2 separate regions of the Mus musculus genome follow, and region 1 is linked to region 2. A link is a loop called in an ENCODE intact Hi-C map of the cell type or tissue named here. Cell type or tissue: left cerebral cortex. All regions are shown on one strand. Each heading gives the region's core, and the rest is flanking DNA. Links, peaks and the distances in the headings are about the cores only.

Region 1 (10,715 bases), core at 3,527-8,526, 80 kb before region 2:
ATACTTTTATACATGCTAGACTAGGAACAAATCTTGTTTGGGGGAGTATAAAAATCCATAGAAATTTAAGATGGAGTCTTTTCTTTTACCTTTGTGTAGTTTGCTTCTATTGTAGCTCTGTAAGTGGTGACTCAAAAGTCTGTAGGCTATGTCTTTGGAAGCTATATCCATCATCCTTCTTTGTAAGGTCCCCCCTATGTAGAAATATTTTGTTTACCTTAAGTAAATGAGACCCCACAGATAGGTTATGTTTGTCAAGACCTGTACTCACTGTGATAACTATGAACACACAGCCGCAGAAAAGTCACCTTTCCACACTGCTTAGTAGCCATGAAAATTACAATAAATCTATGAATCACTTTGAAACATTATTTAATCCTGTGGTTGAGGTGTATCAAGAAAACAAAGAGTCCCAGTTATTTCCTGGAAAACTGTTAACTGAGTATAGTTTTTAAGTCTTGGTACCTATCCAGGTACTTTTATCTGAACACATTAAATAGTTAATTACAGTATTTGTGGATACAGTTACAGAAATTGGCAAAAAGAACAAAACTTGTAATCCTCAGACATCTATATAGAAACAGAATGTATGGGTCTCCCCTGTGAGTCAGTCCATGTACATCGGAATCCAAGATAACTCAATTTCTGCTGCAGGCTTCTTAGGTGCTCAAGCTCAGCGAGATAGCACTCCAACCAAACAAGGTACCACTGCTCTCTTTCCACAGAAATGGGTTCCTTCTAACTAACTCCACAAGATGGAAGCTTGGTGACTCTTCTTCTAGCTTTGTAAACCAAGCATAGTGGTGGAAATGAGTCCTCGCCCGCAGGACTGAGAGTCAGACCTTGAAACCATCCCCATCTTCTCAATATGTTTAAGCCTCACTCTGCACACTTTGCTGTGTGCTCTGTACATCACCCGTCTGTCCCTTCAGCATCTTGCCAAGTCTTCATCAACAATAAGATAATGCGGAAAAGAGCAAGAACATTCTAAATCAGAATTAAGGATTCTTTCCTCAATCTGCATACTTCCTACATTAAAATGCGTTAGACTATTACATTTTATTAAACAACTGTAAGGAGTTTGAGGTTCCAAGCCTAGTCATTAAAGCCACAAGGTGTACCATCCATGACTTTCAAAGGGAATTCAGCAAATGAGAAATATTAGTGTGGGTGAATTTGTCTTGTACTGTATAGTATAACTATATGTAGTATATAACATAACGTAGTGTAATGGATGAAGGAGAACCACATTGCAGGGAAAGGGCAACTCAGGAAGGCATCTGTAGCTTGCCATATCTCTACTTTTTTCAGCCAATAATTTGAAGTCAGTGTATATAAAGCTGAGATGAAAATATCCATTTAGGGAAGCTGAGATGAAATGACTTGCAATCCAAAGAAGAAAAGAGGAAGAGAAAGGGGTAGGAGAGGGCACAGGGAGGGAAAGGAAATGGAGAAGGGAGAGGAGACAGGGAGGGAGAGAACTGGAGAGAACTTTAGTCACAACACTGTTTTTATCTTATTCTCATAAATTACATAAAATAAAAATCCTAAACTAGTAACCCCAAAAAGCAGAAAGGAAAAAATATTTTATATTAGATAAATTTGTTTTGGTTAAATTTTGTACCTCTGCAGCTGTTGTGATTTCCCAAGGGTCTTGTGCAGTTAGTGGATGGTTTCTGTTAATTCTAAGCTTTGGTTTCTCTTTCAGTTCTATCTTCATGCTAACTCCATGTGAAAAACAATTGGGAGGGCTTTAACAGAACATGTAGCTCTAGAACCTCTGGGGCTAACGGGAGACCCTGCATTCATCCGCCTGACTGGCAGGATGGGATTTGATGGGCTCCCTGCTGAGTGCAAGTGCTCTTCAGACTGGCTTTCTAAATATATCCACGGAAGGAAATGAAGTCTGTGTCATCAGGCTATCTGCAGTATGTAAAGCAAAAACCACCCAACATTTTAGTGCATTGATATTTGTTTGTTTGGAAGATGAGCCAGGCTAACTTCTTACTCATTTATGTAATTCAGGCTGGCCTTGAACTCCTGATTCTCTTATCTCCACCTACTCAGTGCTGGGATTGTGGGTGTGTACCACCACACCGTATGATTAACACTCAGTGATAAAATCCAAATACAGCAGGCTGGAGATATAGGTCAGCCAGTGCAATGCTTACCTCACAGGACAAATGTTTAGCGCTGAAACTATGTAAAAATAACTAATTAAAATTTGTCATCCCAGTGCCGGGGAGGCAGAATCCTCTCAGGAGGATCCTCGGGGGTCACGGACCAGCCAGTGTAGACTCTGAAAGACCTTGTCTCAAAGGACGTAGATGGTTTCCTCAGAATGACACCAGAGGTTGTCCTTTGGTCTCTACATACATACACAAAGACATGCGTGAACACACACAAACATACATACACATTCAGTTTAATAAAACAAATATACCAGCTCAGTTGATGTCTATGGATTTCATAAAATACATGTATTATACTTTACAGCTACTCTCAAGAACCCCTTTTCATGTATGTGCATGTGAGCTTGCATATGTACACAGAGCACTAATGTCAGGAACTAGCCTTTATCACTCCACACTGCATTCGATGAGCCAAAGCCAGAACTCAGAAACATACTGGCCTTACTAGAGGACTGCCCTGCTCTGGGCATCTCCATCCTCTGCTTCCCAAGGCTGGACCTACAGGTGGGCCAGCACACCCACTAAGCATCAGCTAGGTTCTGGGGATCGCACCTCCAGTCCTCATGCTTGTGTAGCAAGCTCTCATCTGCCAAGCCATTTCTCCAGCCTGAGAGCTTATTTAAGCCCACGATGAAAATTGTGTTTGAGCCAAGACCAAGGACACTGACCCGACTTCTATACAGGTGTGTTCCTGTCTAGCCTAGCAGTTGCTTCCAGCCCCTCTGTCTTGGAGGGCTTTTAGTAGTTTCTTATCACTGCCTATGATCACTGAAAAAAGAAACCTGAATTGTTCTTTTCCTATAACATTCTTGGTTCTTCCTTCCCACTAAAAAGCACACACTCGGCAAGCCCTGGGGAGTGCTTCGTTCCAGTGTAAGATGGCAGCTTCCCTGATGTAGAAACTTCGAATGGAGTATTTCCCGAGACTTTCCTTCATTTGTCTAGGTAGGTTTTCCTCCCTTAAGATTTACTTATTTTTATTTTATGCGCAATATCGGAGTGCCTGCATATATGCATGTGTACCACATGTGTGCCTGGTGCTAGTGGAGGCCAGGAGGAGCAGTTGGGTTCCTTGGAACTGGAAGTACAGGCAGCTGTGCACGGCTATGTGGGTGCTGGGAACTGAGTCATTCTCAAGGACAGAGATATACTTAGCCACCTCACACCTCACACCTTCCCACAGCCTCATCTAGGTAGTTCTTACTTTATTCTCAAAGAAGCGTCTCTGAGGTTTTTGCTAGATGTCATCCATAGCAACTAATTACCCCTTGGTTATAACAACAACAACAACAACAGTAATAGTACATTTAGAAGAGTCAAGCCATACACAGAATGCATCTTCAAGCAGCTGCTTTCCTGTGGATGCACCTGCTGATTTTTTTTGTTATGCAAAACATTATTACTGCACATAGGCTACTGACAAAATATTTATGCCAGGCAATGAAAACATACTTAGAAAGTCACAGTCTAGAAAGGCTGATTGCCTGATGACAGTCATCCTGCCGTGCTGGAATAAGCAGTTTCGGTCTGGATCACTCAGGTGCAGCACTCTGTAAAGTGAATATAAACAGCTGCAGAGTTGAGCATAAAGACCAGCAAAGCATCAAGTCATGCCATTGACCACTCCTGGGCCTGAGTCCCGTAAGCTTTCACAGTGGCCTTACAATGGTACTTGATGATGGTCTGAAAATACAACGCTTATATTTTGATGAACTCTAGCCTGAGTTGCCAAATTTTATTATATTAAATATGTATTGCTTTATATGGAATGTAAATGTCTGAGACATAAATGTATACACATCTACTATGATAGCCCCAACAGGAAATTATGTAATGTCTGTCTTCCTCTTTCCACTTCCACAGCTATCTGTTGGCCCCTAAACATGTGTACATACCATTGGCACATCCAGGTAAGTAGATATGTGGTCATATATATGAACTAACACATAATGTTTATGTAGATTGAGCTTCTTCCAAAGTTAAATTATGTTTTATTGCACAGTAATCATGCTTTCTCACAACGGACACTTTTCTAAGTCAGTAACTCAGCACTTCCCAATTTTCAAGGGCTTCCTAGAATCCTATTGGATGACTATGTCATTGTCTGCCTAACATTTACAATTCTGAAATTATTTCTAGTTTTTTCCTGCTCACAATCTTGGAAAGAACTACCTTGCTTTTCATAATTAGCATGCTTTTCTACCTGTGTAGTAACTAGAACTGAGCCTGGGCTACACATATGCCTGGCAGGCTCTCCATCAGAGTGCTACCTCACCTAAACACATGTTAGGCAGGCTCTCCATCAGTGTGTTGTATCACCTAAAGACATGCTAGGTGGGCTCTCATTCACTGTGCTATACTACCAGCTCTACACTACTTATCTTACAAGTGCTCATATTCAACTCCTTCTGCTTTTAGACAGAAAATACAAAGTCCTTCAGGAACCCAGAGGTTTTTTTTTTTTTTTGCATTGATGCAAAGTCCCAGTAAGCACTTCTTGGACTGTCATTAACTGAATCATATCAAAAGGTCATTCTAAGAGGTCAACATACCTATTCCTCTCCCACATATATGAACATAGGGAGTTTGTATCATAGAATGTTTTTACTTTATTGGAGAGTGTTTTCTCTTCCAGAGATGTCAAAATATGAGCTTCAGAAGTCACAGAAATGGAAATTTCCTCATAACAACAGTTCTCAGGGTGTAGTGGTAAGAATGGAAACTAAGACCCCATCTGTAGCAGCCTTTGGCTACTTGGTAGGTTCTTTCTTCCACCTTTCTCCACCCTTTTTTCCCCTTTCAACCCCCTATAACTAGATAAGAGAGAACATGGATAGAGAGGAAAGGGGGCAATGCTATTGTTAGAATACTTCCTGCTAATTAAGGGTGTTGAGTTCCTTGGGGCAAGTTCGATCTTCAACATCAAGGATATTTAATTTTTAGTTCTTTGCACACAACTACTTAACACACCACAACCAACAGCAACCAACCTACCTCTACTTCTCAGGGCCCTGGCATTTATATACTCTTTGAAAAGTTCCCAGAATTCCACACAGTTGCAGAATCTATCACTGACAAAAATCACACCCCTATTAGAGCATGAGGCAAATCATAGTCAATTTGCCTTGTGCTTATCTGAAGCAATCAGATCTGAAGCAGGCCCTATCCCACACATGGGATTAAAATGAAACTATATTGCCATATTTCTTTGATTTAAAAAGCAAAACAAAAATAAACCAAGCAACTAACCAACCAAACAACTCCAAACTTAGGTAAGTTACCCGCAGAAAGGTTATTTAGAATTAGATGATTTAATTAATGCATGATGAGTGCCCTGCTTAGAGACAGTAGTCAGGAATCGAACGCATTCAGCTCTGCTCTTCAGAAAGTCTCATCATTGGTAAACAGGAAGATCAAATCACGTGTCTTCTTCACTTTCACTCTTTTGTGTTCAGAGTGGTCCTGAATTCCCACAAGTTAATGGAATGAGAACAATGTTACCAATTACCTTTAGTTTGTAATCAATGTCCTGTCTAGCTCTGTATTCTGTGGGGGCTCTAAAGGATGCTGTGAGCTTATTCTCAAGTGTAACTCCAGTCTGTGACCTATGGGAAGCCTGTGCCAGGCGTCTGAGGTCTGAATCAACAATTTGTCATTACCACCTGCCCTACTATGTTCCCAAGAGGAGCACTGCCAGGATAATGAATCCTTCAAGGCAGTTGAACAAATGGCTGTTTCTGGTTCTCTACATACTTCCCTAGTGTTTGTCTTGGTAAATGAGAGAGGTTCTCTGCACCCTTGGATTTTCATTTCCTGTGCTCTCTTCTCCTGATAAATTGAGAGGGTTTTCCTGAAATGAGATATGACAGCCTCCATGGAGACGAAGCAGGGGTCCAGAAACCCAAGACATAGTTTTCTTTGCATTGAGTGACAGTTCCATGCCACAGGGTGATGTTGAAGTATGGTTACTGCTCTGAGCAGAGATGGCTCTGTTGGACTCCTGCCCTCTGTCTGCCAGCAGAAACTCCTTGCAGGCAATGTGGACTAGGAAAATCAACAATCCAAGATCCACAGGTCCCAGAAATATCCTGAGAGTGGGAGGGAGATGGAGCAGCAAGCATCTAAGCATTTCTTGTGCCTGTTCCTTCCTTTCCTTCATATCCTATTCAAATTCCTCTCATACACTTATTAGGGTAGAACAGTGAAATTAACCCACCACTCGATGTGTCCTGAGTGGGAGTGCAGGAAATGCCTGATTCTCACTGGATTAGTCCTACATTTCTGGTCCAAAGCATACTTGCTTTCCAAAGAAGGAATGTGTTTCAGCCAATGTGACGGTGTGATCATATTTAGGAGATGTGATTGACAATAACATGCTATATAAGTTTGGAGGGTGGAATTGTTCCATCTGTGCATTTTAAGAGATCTGTGCTTGAACACAAGGATCACTGAACACCAAGAATAGCATTATGCCCTTTCTTGTGACTGGCTTCGGTGAACTTAGTCACCTGGGGCCTGCCATATCTGGAGTAGCGCATGAGCTCAGGGTAGTGTTCCACATTTTCTCTCACACCTACAACCTGCTGTCATTACCTGTCCTGATGTTATTAAAACCTTCTGTTCTCTAGCCAGTCCTTCCCTTCTGTAATGCTCATGCTGTTTTTCAAGGCATGGGATGTCTACCCTCAAGGTGGATTTCTCTGGAAAACATCCTGATGTGACTCCCTGCCAAGGATCTGTCCAACATCCTGTTGCATACTGGAGAAATCTGATGCTCACTTGATGACTCTCTGTCTTTCCATACCACATGACTCTGGCCTCATTATACCTAATTACATTACACCTTGTTCTCAGAACACAGTAAGCCACTTTCTGCCTTCACATTAACTCCCATGGCACCAGCTCCACCTTGATACCTCTTGTCCCACCCCCATTCCCTGGAAAAAGCAATATTTTTCTCCTAATCCTGCCTTCAAGTGTTGCAGCTCTGAGGGAAAAGGTATCCTGGTAGTAGAAAGCCAAGGAATGTCACAAAGCCACACCACAAAATAAATATCACACAAGAGATGTATTGGGAGAGACTGAAGAGTGTGGGTGCTTTCCCCAGTGTTCCGTCGTAGCAGTGAGAAAAAACAGGTAATACAACTTCACATGTGAGAAACTGAAAACCAAAACATTCCACAAGGGGCTCTGATCAGTCAAGACAACCAGAGCATCGAGGACTCTGGGAAAGGAATGCCCGGGAGGAGCCGAGTTTTCAGACCACTGCCCTCAGAGACAGGGTCTAGACTCCCAAATGTCGCTTCTGACTACAGTACAGTCTGTGGCCTTGTTTGCTTCTTCACCAACTTCATCCAATAAGCTACGTTCTCAGGACAATTCACAGTGGCTCTATCTGGCAATGAAAGGTCTACAGTGCTGTTCTATCACAGCACACGGTGGCTGGAAGCTCCTCTCCACATGCTCCCTCTGTAGTCCATTTCCACCCCCACCCGTGTTCTCAGCCTCCACTGTCATCTATTTGTGGCTGCTGCTCCGGAAGCCGTTAATCACCCTGCGTGTCTGGTGGCTGGTTTATGGCTCAGACGTGAACCCTCTGATGTATCCTCAGCACCGTTGGTGGTACAGCAGCCTCCGCTGCCTTGCTCTTTCCTCTACGCGCGTAAAAATGTGCAACTCCGAAGACAACGAACGTCCTGATCTCTTCAGAGAGAAATGAACTTGTCCTACCGGCAGCCATTTTCCTCCCAGGTTCTGTATTTCTGTATTTAAAACCACATGCTATAAGATCAGCTGCTGTGCATGCCTGCTGAGTAAACTCCGGTGGGGATACTAAAACCCGCGGCTCCTACTTCTCAAGGAATGACTAGGTTAGGATGTGCACATGGGTCTCAGCACCCCATGCATTCCAAGGACAATTGTCGCAGAACTGAACCATAACACTGAATAGTCCTGTGTTATAAGAATTATGGTTTTGATTGGAAAAGTAGGTTAATACATTACTTACATTTCTATCCAGATTTTTAGGACAAATAAACATCTATTAAAATAAATAAATTTTTTTTTCTCTTCTTCTCATTGTACACTACTTACCTAAAACACACACCCGTGCACACACATCACATACAAATAAAAGATTCCCTTGAAACCAAGAATTTGCCATATGGGGGACTGTGGGAGGGTGGGGATTCAAATAGTTTAAAAATAAACTGTAATGCTTTAGCCTTGGGGCATCTATGGATAATAGCATGGCAATCTGCTGAGGAAGAGAAGTTCACCGTTATCTCTTGTATCCCTCAAACATCTCTTCTGAAAGCACAAGTCAGGATGTCTTTATATGTAAAATAAATCACAATTCTGTAGGAGAAAGCCACTCACTGCAAAGTTAGCTACCTGAACACACACTTTCACAAGGCTGCTTAAAGCTGAATTAAATTTTATTTGATGTTGGTTCCTTTTTACTGTATAGGCTTAGATGAAATGACCGCATGATCCAAACATACTCCAGATTTTTCACTTCCACTTATATTTTAAAATGCATGTTGTAATTGATTGCTTCACAATTTCAAAACGGTAGAATATATTTTGATCATTCTCACCTGTTCTCTCCTCTTCCCCACTCCCTCTGAACTACCCCTTCTTTCTAATGTGTTCCTATTTTCCTGCCTGAGTTTAATTACATTGATTGCTCCCATTGGCATGGGTGAGTGGTTATTTATTTGATCATGGACAACTTAGCAGTGGCTAAAATTATAAGGAAAATTAATCCCCCTCCTTCCCACTGGTTTTACCACCAACAGGGCCTCAGGAGGGCTGGAAGCTCATGAGCCTCACTTTCTCTGATTTCTGCTGACAGTGAAGGGCTGGATGCTGTCTAAGTCTTTAGCAAGTAAGGACAGTCAGGGTGCAAAGGCCAGCGTGTGTCCAGCAGCATCCCTCATCCTCCAGCTCCTCCTTCATCCTGCTTCCCTCATCCTCCAGCTCCTCCATCCTTCCTGCATCCCTCATCCTCCAGCTCCTCTATCCTGTCTGCATCCTCCTCTCTCCCTTTTATTTTTACTCACCAAAAGACAGCCTCTTTATCTTCCGGCATGAATGACCAGCATAGCACTGAATAAAGCACAAAGGACAGCGTACACTGATATTTGTCTCAATTTGTTGAAACCCTTAAGCAAATCATGTTATTTAATAACCAAGGAAATACAAAGACCACCTCTTCTAAGACAGGTCAGGTGTAGGAATAAAACCAGAGAGGGGAGATTAAATGCTGACCCACGTGTGAACAGCTTACACCAAAATCCTGACCATTGCTCGTCAGGCTCTCTCCATCTAAAGCTCGAGTCAGCCTGCGGCTGCTTGGCTCTGAATAGACCACCTTTAAAAAAGCCACCTTTCATCCTCTTCACCTGAGGAGAGTATGAGCCATTGAACAGGTGAGCTACCAAACAGAAGATTTAGCACGTGCAAGCATATGACGACTCTCAATCTTTCTCTTATACTTGCTGTTATTCTGTATTTCTCTGCTTATTGGTATTGGTATCATAAAATCTGTGATGTTATCTAAGCAAAAATTTGAAGGTCCAGTACTGACTTCCCCTAAGGGCAGAGATAATTAAAAATTTCCTGCTTATTTTGCTACCTCACTAAAATTATAAATGGTATCTACAGTGCCAGAAGGCTGGATTAGGTCTGTTGATGGGTCGTTATATGATTTTGCGTTTGGCAAACTGTACTATAAAAGCCCTCATCGTGAGTGCCTAGTGGGCAGAGATTACTTCTCTTAGGAAGCATGAATGATCATTATAGTGAAGCCACACATCAAATACAGGTTACTAAGTCTGGAGATCTCCTCCCATGGCCTGAGCCACCTGAGGGGATCTTCCTAGGAGCCTGTCATCTGGCCTCTGGCTCTCAATCCAACTCAGCTATAGAAATGATGGGGACAACAGGAAAAACAAAACAAAACAAAACAAAACAAAACAAAAACAAAAACCAAAAGATCACACATTTGAGACAGGATTTGTTTCCTAGCTGCTCATTTGACCTTGCTTAAAAAAAAAGCTGCTTTTGGATATTCTGTTCTCTATCCATCATTCACTCACTCACACAGAGATGAAGAATTAAAATAGGAGGTAAGGAGGGGACACTAAAGACTGTGAGCATAAACCCAAATATGTCATTTTAAGATGAGAAGAATGATTTTCAAAGGTTGTCTTTTTTCCTTTTTTGGTATTGTGGGTTGTTTGTTTTTTTCAGAGCGAATAAGGATAGATATGTCCAGAAAGAAGATTGGAATTCAGAAAGGCCATAAGCATATATTTTGAATATTCACCCCTTTTAACAGACCTGTGAGCTTAGTGCCTGTCAGAGCTTGCATGTCTGCTTCTGTCAATGTGTGGTATAGTAAAGCCACACTCTTAGTGTTCATTCTGCTCACTGCGTAGCAAATTAGCTTTACACAAAATCAGAAAAAAAAAAGAGGTATATTAGTGGACATTTACACAGCCTCAAGAATACTTCTAA
Region 2 (10,715 bases), core at 3,459-8,458:
AAATTGTCATTCTAGTCTTTATATTTCAATTTCTTCCCACCCTAAATAGAGCAGAGATAGCGGCTATATATAAGTCAAAACCATCAAGAAGATGGTCCATCCCTATTCCTCCCTAAGTGCCTCTCTCAGTTCAGGGCAGTAACTAAGGGATCTACCACAGAGCTAGACATGGGCCAAGTTCAGCCCAAGTTCATACCATAAATTCACATCTTTTGGCCCCTAAGCACATTGCCTAGTGTCTGTACCTATATCTCCCCATTAGAAATAGGGAAAGAAATAGTGATACTCTTTTAAGGTTGTCATGAAGAACTGTATATGTTTAAGACACATAGCACGCAGCAAACTATAATTAACACTGGCCGTTCAAACACCAAGAGAAAGATACCTCATCCCAGACTTTACAGATTGCTATGCTAGAAAAAATTAATTTAGAATTTAAATAATTCTTGGTTTCGCTTTGATTTAGCTTTCAAGGTGGTTGTTGTTGCTGTTTGGTTGAGAAGTTTTGAGGGTTATACTCTAGAAAAACCACACCCAGATGAGAGATATTTATACCTAACTATAAAGCCTGGTGCTTCTTTTCACCACAAATGTGAAAGGACGAGGAATCAGGTGAGTTCTCCTGGGATTTCTTTGTGAAAAGATGAATCGTCCAGACAGGGCAAGAGCCCTGCTAACCTATAAATAAATCTCTTTCTTCAAATCATGTTATTGGAATACAGCCTTTTATGCAGCGGCTTTTTATAGAAATAATTGATGTCATTATAGCTCCAGAATCCTTAGTCCTAAAAGGGAATGGCTTCCTCTATCACTCGCTGCCAAAATTATGCTCTTCCCTTGTCTAGATGGTATTGTTAGTCAGAGGGCAAGCATCAGTGCGAGATCAGTCTGGGGCAGTCAGCAAAGCATCGTGCCTGCTACACAGGGACAGTCAGCAAAGCATCGTGCCTGTTACACAGTGAGCACCTAGACACACACTCACTAAATGGGTCAAAGAACCAGGTCAGTATTGAAGCAATGAGCTATGGCAGGAAAAAGTGTATTTTGCTTGGGAATAGCAGGAGAAGATCTTACCAGAGTTATTATTTCTCTACATAAAGCCAAGAAGTTTCAGAGAACCCGTGTCCTACCGCTGCTGTAGCTGTTTACAGACAGGTACAGACATTCTATTGAGATCCGTGAACAAGGGGCTGCACACGGGGAGACAATGAACAGAGCAAAGGAGCTACGTTTGCAGCATGCCTGGCATTTGCTCCCATCAGGCAGCGGGATAATCACGGTCTTGCTTAATCAGTCTTTCCATTTAACTGCAACCAAGACCATGAAACCCTGGGTTTTATTGGCTGTGTACGCATAAATGTCAAATTCTAGGACCTGTTTCTGGGTAAGACTTCCTTCTCTTTTCAGCCTAAGCTATCAGTCTTTGGAATGTGGGTAAGATCAGTCTGAGCGTGTTCCACAAACCATGTCTACTATACAGCTAGTGCCTGCATACTGGCTAAAATGATCAAAGACACAGAACAATAGTGAAATAATGAGATGTTTCCCAAAAAATCATATACATACAAGGGTCTCAGCTTTCCCATTTTCAAAGTCCTGAGTCTGGTCTCTAAAAATGCTCTGTTCCTGCTATTCACTTCGCCAACTCAATGGTCACTTACCATATTTCAAGATGGATTCAGGCTCCTCTGTGCCAACTTCATTTTGCTAACAGGTGAGGTTTTGTTTTTGTTTTTGTTTTTTTTTCTCTCCATGAAAAGTGTTGGCTATGAATCTTTCCTGTCTAAATACAAATACCAGGCCTCCTGGTTGACCAAGGAGGCCCCATGTTTTATCAAAACTCTAATGATTAATTTTTTTGAGGGGACTGGTGAACACCACAGCTATTCTGCAGGAAATGTGGGCACACACATGGATTGTCTCACCTCCCAGTCAGCTTCCAGTCATTGCTACCTTCTGGTCTGATGATCACATTGTCCATCACAGCCATCAGCTAACGCGAGCCTCCTCCACATTCTCTCTACAGCTGTCTCCACTTTCCTCAGCATGTCTAAGGAGGCTGCTCCCCCGTGCTCCCCCGTGCTCCCCCGTGCTCCCTCGTGCTCCCCCGTGCTCCCCCGTGCTCCCCGTGCTCCCCATGCACTTACGGAGGGGAAATCACCATCATCCTATAAAAGCTACCCACGTACAAACAACAGGACCATTGCTCTTTACTTTGAATTTATTTCTAAAATAGTTTACTTTTTTGAGAATCTTGTACGTGAGTACTCGATTTATATTACTTCCACTCCCTCCCCCTGACTCCTCCCATGTCTCCCTTCCTATTCCCACTCAAATGTATTACCTCATCTATAATTATTGTTACATGTACACACATATTTGTACATGCATACAAACTACTGAGTCTAGAGGTGCTTTCTCTTGTAATAGAGACCTCTTGTAGTAGAGAGCTGTAGATCTCTGTAATCACCTCCATCAAATAACAACAACAACAGCAGCAGCAACAACAACAACAAATGAAGTCCCTTTGATGGGAAGTGAGAGCTATACTTATCAGTGGGCATAAGGCTAAGTGCTTAGTATACACTTAGAGACTATAATGGTTCAGGGAAGTAGAGATATGGTAGGAATAGTTTCTCCTCTAGGGTCTATGATCTCACTAGCCATGAGGTTGGATAGCTTTGTAGCTTCATAGTGGCAGGCGTGAATTCACTCCTACAAAGTGGGGCTTAAGTTCAGTTAGACAGTTATGGCTTGTCACCAAGATACAAATGGCACTGTTACTCCATTGGGGATATATTTGCACCCCTGTAGTTTCTGTGGTTTGCAGTTTTACAGCTGGGTAGGACTACTGGTTGCTTTCTTCCTTGGCGGTTTGCATAGAATCTCCCAGTACTGTGATAGCTAGTCCTCGGGTAGCAGGTTTCCAGGTCATTTCCAGCTCACTTCTTCCAAGTCCTTTGCCAGAAGTATGTGGTGTCTTTAGTAATAATGTCTTACCTTAGATATCTATTCACAACCAGGAGCAATGGCAGTAGCCTGTATTGTTCGGGGAATCTCTTGAATTTTTAAATCATTTCCTTCCTTTCCCATTGTTCCTTCTTTCTTAGTTCATCTTATATCTTGTTTAATAAATGTTGTCTCTTTGTAATTAATTATCTTGGAACAGAAAGGGAAAAGCCACCATAGACTGTGTATATTTAGGAAAAAGTTGACTGCACATTTAATATGCATTAGTATGGAACTTCCATATCTACTGTGACAGATGGCACATAAGAACAGAGTACCTTTTTTAACTTGTTTATTCTTTTCACACACACACACAAATGTGCTCTAATCATATCCCTCTTTATCCTTCTTATCCTTTTCTTCCGGCCCATTTCTTCTTCCCATCTACCACCTACTGTGTGTGTGTGTGTGTGTGTGTGTGTGTGTGTGTGTGTGTGTGTGTGTATGCATGTGTGCATATGTACATATGTGTGTGCCTGTGCCCCACTGCATTTAATGACTACATGAGAATGGTGGCGGTTATTTATCAGTGGCTGAACCATGGAGAAAAATGACTTCTCCTTACATAGCAAGCATTAATTTTCTAAGCTCCATGGGAACGGGTAAGGCCTCATATATCTTTGATGGTGTGAGAATAGGCCCAACTTTGGGCTGGTCTCGAGTAGGTAGCCACAGGTGCTATGAATTTGTTGGTATAACAGCTATGTCATATGCAGACAGCATATTTCATAACACACCTCCTCATCTTTCATCTCCTACACTTTCTGAGCTCATTCCCATAATGTTCCCTGAGCCTTGGAGCAGGACAGAAATGTCCTCCTCTATTTAGAGCTGAGCACTGGGCAGCTATGGAGAGCTAAGTCCAGAAATACGCATAACAACTACATATAGTTTAAAATGGAAGGTTTTATAGTATTTGAGTTTTTCTACCCAAGTTATTAATTGTGATCATTAGTGAAATAGTTTTAGTGTGGGCGTATGAAAGAATGTACAATCCCACAAGAGGCAAGAAAATCTGTAGTGATTTGGAACCAAACTCGGGTGCTAACATCTGCTACCAACTTGCATATAAAGAAGCTGAAGTCAAAAACATATTCTTAGACTTTCTGATTGGCTATCTCAAAGTACACCTGAATTGGTTTGGAAAGAAGATGGGTTTTGCAATTAAAAGCTTGATAACTTAGCCTCTGAGAGCCAACTAAATGGAAATAAATGTTGTGCTTTCCTTATTTTACACTGTTTTCTTTTTCAATGTCTTTCTAAATTCGAAAACTCTTAACATAGCAATGGCATTGCTGGAAGACCAATACTATCAAGACTCTTAAAGACAGAAGACCGGCATTCAGTAAAAACGGTGACGAGTTGCAAGCTAGATGCTTCCCTAAAACGCTCTGAAGGAATGTTGGAGAGATCTCTGCTGCAGCGGACTCTAGGCTTAGTGCTTAAGGCTTAGTGCTTGACCCCTCTCCGGTCCAGTGCCTTCGGGTCTGTCCTGCCCTACAGCATGTGCTCAAGCCGCCACCCTTAATGGGCCATTCGTCACACTGGATTTTTCTTAGCTTGCCACTTCTTCAGAATTCAAGACCTATTGCCAACATTCTCACTTTCCACAAGATTAATCTAGCAGTATGGGGACCTGCTGTACTTTGCAAATGTTCAGTAATTATAATTACACACTTAAAACTCTGAACACAGGAGATATGAATCAAAAAGGACAAAAGGAAAATCAAAAATGTACAGTCATAATTAATGAATTTTAACTGCTCTCCATTTCTGAAAATTCAAAGATTATGACTCAGATATATTAAAGTGTTAGAATAAAAAGAAATGATCTTTTTTTTATTAATTAAAGTTATTCTTTGAAAATTCCATATACGTATACAATGCATTCCAATTACTCTGGTGCTTTCTATCTCTCACTTCTCTGTTAACCCTCCCTCCTTCCTACAAACTCCTTTCTTATATTCGTGCCTCGTGTTTGATTTTGTTTTATGATCCACTTAGCTTAACCACAGCTGTCTGTGTGACCAAGGATTTGGAGTCATCTACTGCAACATGGTCAGCTCACTAGAAGATATGCACGCTGCTTCCCAGGGTCTATCAGGAACCAGCGTTTCAGTAGAGAGAGATAAGACCCCATGAGCCCCTCCCCATCCATGACTGACAGTTGACTGGACCAGTCTTGTGCAGGGCTATTGTAAAAGCAGCTATTGTGAGCTGCTTTTTTATGGTTTCAATGGTTGTGCCCTTCCAAAAGCTGGCAACTCATGGCCTCCCTATCTCACAGCATTCACATTCCTTCTGCCTCCTCTTCTAAAGCAGTCACTGAGGCTAACGGCTTATTTAGAGCTAAACATTCAACACTCACTTATTCTCGGCACCTTGAGGGAAAAAAACAGAAATTATCTTTAATGAAATTTTTCTTTTTATCACAGTGGTTTTGCATAAGCTATCCAACTTAGTCTTCCGACAATCCTACAAAGCAAGCATTGTTTTCCTCATTTCGCTTGTAATGAAATTGAAACCAGGGAAGTTAGTTCCTACAATTAGTATTTACTAGCTGTAAATCTAAACAGCATACTTTATATAGAAAAAAGTCTCAACTCCAGGAGGTCTATTCAACCTCATTCTGGAACCCTTAAAATAATCATGAAATATCTGTCCTAAAAATAACTGAAGAGTGTCATTATTGGAACCAATGATCAATGTTTTCTCTTTAACAAGAGTAATGTAGTTAAACATACATTATTGACTATGCTTACTCAAGAAGGAGAAATTGTCCAAGATCAGTAATTCTACATTTGGCATATCATCAAAATTCTCTGGAGAACACTTAAAAAATATTCCCTGGGCCTTATTCCAAGCTCACTGAGTCAGAGCCTCTGTGAACGTCAGAGATCTCTTTATGTACAACCTCTCAAGGCAGTTTCAAATCTCATCCAGTTACGGAACAAAAAAGCAACGTGACCATTTGAATTTCCAAATTCAGTAGGATGCTTTGCTTCATTCCATCCTAATATACACTGCTGGGCAGGATGCAGCATAGACATTATATCTCCCTTGGATATGGGCACAAACCATTTCAATGGGGGAAGGACATTCAAAGAATCCTCAGTCATCCTCCGTGGTGATTTGAATATTCTTGGCCCATGGAAAGTGGCACTAGTAGGAGCTGTGGCCTTGTTGGAGGAAGAGTGTCTCTGTAGATGGGCTTTGCGGTCTTATGCTCAGGCTCTGCCTAATGTGGAAGAAACCTTCCTCTTGGCTGCCATCAGAGCAAGTTGTAGAACTCTCAGCTCCTCCAGTATCATGCCTGCCTAGACTCAGTCATGCTTCCCACCATGATGATAATGGACTGAAACTCTAAACCCATAAGCCAGCCCCAATTAAATGTCTTCCTTTATAAGAGTTGCCTTGGTCATGGTGTCTCTTCACAGCAATAAAACCCAATTTAAGACATCGTCTTAAGCAAAATAAAACAGGTTTGTACACAGAGCACAAAGGGGGTACATACTGTATCCTCTCTCAAGACTCTAGGCCATTGTGGAAGAGGAGGTGAAGAGTGTAATAGACAAAAGTGGAGGATGGCTACCAGAAAATATACAGCAGGTAGTTGCACATATGAAGTCACAGATATTGTGACCGCATGCACAAGACCTGTGCAAGTGCAAGCCAGACCAAGTTTCAGCATGGAGAGGGAAGTGAAGCACACAATCCCAGCCCTAGCTGTGGAGCAAATGGCAGTAGTTAGCAGCTGGGAGAGGAAGAGACAGTTTTCTCCGAGAGTGAATCCTCCTGATGATTGAAAATGTCCCCCATGCAATGCCAGGAATATTTGGGCAGCTCAAATTGGTCCTGAAGGTTGTTTTTGTTTTTGTGTTTTGTTTTGTTTTGTTTTGTTTTGTTTTGTTTTAAGAATATGAAGTTAGGTGGGAAGAGAATTGGGGTGGATCTAAGAAAAGCTGGGTGATGAGAAAGATTAAAATTCACGTTGTACCAACTCTCGATTCTCAGAGAACTAATAAAAATAAGAGAATGCAAACATCCCTGCTGGTCCTCCTTCTCTCCTCACCTCACTTGGAAAGCACTAGTTGGACAGCATTATTAGCTGAGTCGAATCCTTGAAAATCCATGTGCTGTACAAGAACTCATAGTGGCTACAAGCACAAGACCACAAGACTTGTACAAGAACAATCCGGCATGGATAAGGGGAAGGCTTGTCAAGCCCCACTCTTTCTCAGAAATTCTAAGCCATTGATGGATGCTGAGAGACGGGGAGTACTAAATAGACTCCATGGGGAGAGGGGCATGAAATCATGAATGAAATGTTGCAGGGGTAATGGGAGAAATTGGGGGAGGAGAGAAGGAGGACAGATTTGATCCAAACGTATTATATGTGTGTATGAATATTAAATAACTTTAAAGAAAGAAAATCAGTATACTAATCCTTATCCCCCATGTATCTCAGAATGTGGTCATGGGAATCAGCCTTTGCACATTAAAAGATGAGATCCTGTGGGAGTAGCGTGCGCCCATAACCAAGCATGGTGGATGTATTTAAAGGAGAAAGAAACTTTGACACAGACCTCCACATGAAAACAAGTCCGGAGTGGAAGACACTCCTCTGAGTCAGGAGTTACAAGGATAACCACAAATTATCAGAAGCCAGGCAGCAGCTGTGGTACAGACCTTCCTCACAAGTCTCTCCACACAATGAGATAGTAACTACATTTCTGTTGTTTAAGCTGTGCAGTGTGTGGTTTATCACACCACGCTTAGAAGCTAACACAGGAAGTACTTGGGTGGTTAGAATCCTCGTTACCATCTGAAGCAAAGGATGAAAACATAAAAAAATTTCATCACTACCAAATTTTTAAAAACAACTGGGGAGCACACTGAGAAATTACAAGCATCTCTATAGTCAATGGACTCAGACAGCTAGTGCTCAGGTCAGACTTGTGGTTTAAGCTCTGAGGAAAACATACCAGAAGAAAGAAAGGAAAGGAGAGAGTGTAGGAGGGAGTGAGGGACGGAGGGGGATAGGAAGGGGAAGGGGAAATAGAAATCAAGCAGGAAATGATATATATTACCATTAATCTTTTTCTTCCTAATATTTACTCTCTATATACTAGAAATGCATGCACACTCCTAGTGTGATGCCCTGGTATCCCTGGGCTTCCAGGATTGTGGCCTTCCTCCTTTCCTCCTGCTGTCTACTCAACCATGAAGAAGCAGCCATATCTTGGTTACATAGCTGATGTCAGATGATGAAGACGTTCCCAAAAGAACTTCACCTCAACATACAGTTTTATGAACACCATGCTTGTTGAATTAAAAATATTTCAGAGCATGAAGGGTTCCTGAGACATGTGTCATGTCCTCCCTTAGACACATATAGGTCACAGCCTTAGCCTCATGTCCACAAGTCTGGTTGGCAAGTACTTTGGGATTATTTACCCTCAAATAATACTCTTACTTTCCAAATTGTAATAAAAAACGTTTGTAAAGCCACCATTTCGTGCATATTTTAATTATTCACATTATATAATCTGTTTTGGGTTTACATCCTTGACTTTTATGAAGCAAGGATCAGATGTGTGACCATTAAAATCATCTAAGAGTGTAAACAGATTGTGTCAACGTGACTAATGCTCAACCAATTTTGTAACATTTCCGAATGTTTTGGAATATTTGATAACTTAATCCACCAAAGATCCATATATATTTTCTTTCATTTTGTTGTTTCATGCTGTGTTTTAAAGGCAGTCAACAGGAACTCTTCACTACAGGAATCTACAGAATTGACGATTTGGTCTCAAGTGGAGGCACAGAGGGGAGGTTGTATAAACCTTGGAACTTGGCTTCAAGTCTGACGTCACAACCATGACAAGACTTCAGTCCAGAACACTGCACTTGTACACAGTATGCTTCCTTGTGCAAGAACAATTCAACAGAACAGTCGATAACAGAACAATCTACAGAAACAATTTGGAATTATGCCACAGATTGAACATGCCATCTACCAAACAAAGCAAGCCTCCCCGTGGAGGAACGCAGGCCATTTGTATATGAGGACAGTTAAATCAAACATAATTACACTCTTTTTCACTGTGACTGATTCATCATTGCTTATCTACAAAGCCACAGGACAGCCATGGAGAAATTCTGTTATGTATTATTACCCAGATGGTTTTATGGGGAAAGATGAAGCCAGATTCCTTGGTTCCAGTCCAATTTGTGATCTGGGTTGGTTCAAGATGGTTAGAAGTATCTACAGCATGGCCTTCATCTTTTCAGCCTCAACTCCCACAGCAAAACCCTCCTCCTCTAAACTAAGGATTCTTTTAAAAAGAAAAATATGCACAAATATTTCCTGTGGAGCTCCCAGGAACCAGGAACTGATCTGTGTCTAAAAGATCAGAGGGGACCAGTGTGGGCATTTCTCCATGGTGTTTTCCTCCTGGTGAGAGGTATGTCACCAGTAAATGTATGGTGTGTGTTTGGCAGGGGTGATCGTCTGTACACCACAGTTCCTGTGTGGAATTGTCACTGCTAGCTGCCTCCCTTGTACTGAGCAGAGTCCATCTGAGTAACCCTTTGCAACATACTGTGAATGCAAGTGGCATGTGCAAATTCCAACAAGCATTTTAAAAACCTGGTTGCTCTCTTATTATTCTTTCCCTGCTTCCTCCCCAGTACAGAGAATATGGGTGCCTGAATCCCAGGCAAAGGAAACCCGTCACCAGCCAGCAATGAACTGTTAAAGAAACATGTAAAAACCATGAGATGCATTCGCTCACAGAAACACATGGATGCTCATGCTTACTGGGTTAGTCATCAAGCAACATTGTATAGCGGATGACCATCACCACCATGGAGAACAAACAACAGGACACAGGAAACAAGGAGTGTTACAGGTGGAAATTATTCACCGGAATGGAGTACTCAAGGAAGACCTCTCATCTAGTAGCATGAGCAGTGGAATGAAGTAGCAGAAAGACCATATTAGTACACCCAAAGAATGCTGGTAAGGCCAAGATGGGACCTTGTGGAACTAAACTTAGGTCTTCTGAAAGGACACAAAGTACTCTTGACTGGTGGAACATCTCTGCAGTCCTCTTATTGTAACCTTTTCATGTGCACACACGGCTGTGCTTTGATCTAGTTCATCTCCCCTTACTATCCTTTCTGTGATCCTCGTTTCTTCTCCCCATGGTCATCTTCTTCACAAACACAGCTCCCCTCTCTGCTGGCTTTTTTTTTTTAAAGATGTGTCTTAAGTAACAGAGTAATAGGGACAGGGTCAAGGCAGTGATCATTTTTTGTTAAGACTGGACGTATATTTCATGTAGACGGCAGTGGCTCAGAGGAACATGAAGGATGGAGAAGAAAGAGAAGTCTATACAGGCTCCCCTTCCAAGGGAAAGACAACAGCACACAGGTAAAGGAGCTGGCTTTGGATGGGAAATGGGCCACCTCAACAATGGCAGAGAGAGATAAGATGAAGGCTAGGGCATCGATCGGATGGGGGCTGTGAGGAGTGCCATATAGCGGTGTAGAGGCTTGCAAAAGACCCCTCTGCTGGCTCTACTTTCTCACTGAAACAACTACCCTGAAAGTTTCCAAAACTGAGTCATCCCAAGTGAGACCAGACCTAGTGGATGTGTGTGCAGCTCCGGCCTGTGGCGGCTGCTCAGAGTAAGGTA

The links. Hi-C counts contacts between places; a loop is a spot of excess contacts. Peaks named below come from ENCODE experiments on the same cell type or tissue, not always from the same donor. Only the 100,000 strongest peaks of a DNase experiment are listed, where the experiment ranks them.
Region 1: a loop joins it to region 2, with 4 times the contacts of the local background. A loop is called at or near these places in 2 of 42 quality-filtered maps.

The regions. Positions count from the first base shown.
Region 1 is chr10:21,556,974-21,567,688 of GRCm38, reverse strand. It overlaps Gm33945 (a long non-coding RNA gene), which reads left to right. Exons shown (of 5, transcript XR_871483.2): 3 at 3,027-3,137; 4 at 4,056-4,102; 5 at 6,861-8,218. Among named protein-coding and RNA genes, the nearest start is that of Gm33892, 9.3 kb to the left of the region's middle. In left cerebral cortex, for the core only: a CTCF peak has its summit at 6,201; a DNase peak (open chromatin) is centred at 6,352; H3K27ac peaks cover 1,236 bases.
Region 2 is chr10:21,476,638-21,487,352 of GRCm38, reverse strand. No RefSeq gene overlaps it. Among named protein-coding and RNA genes, the nearest start is that of Gm33892, 90 kb to the left of the region's middle. In left cerebral cortex, for the core only: no CTCF peak of the experiment used is centred there; DNase peaks (open chromatin) are centred at 3,873, 4,377 and 5,933; H3K27ac peaks cover 401 bases.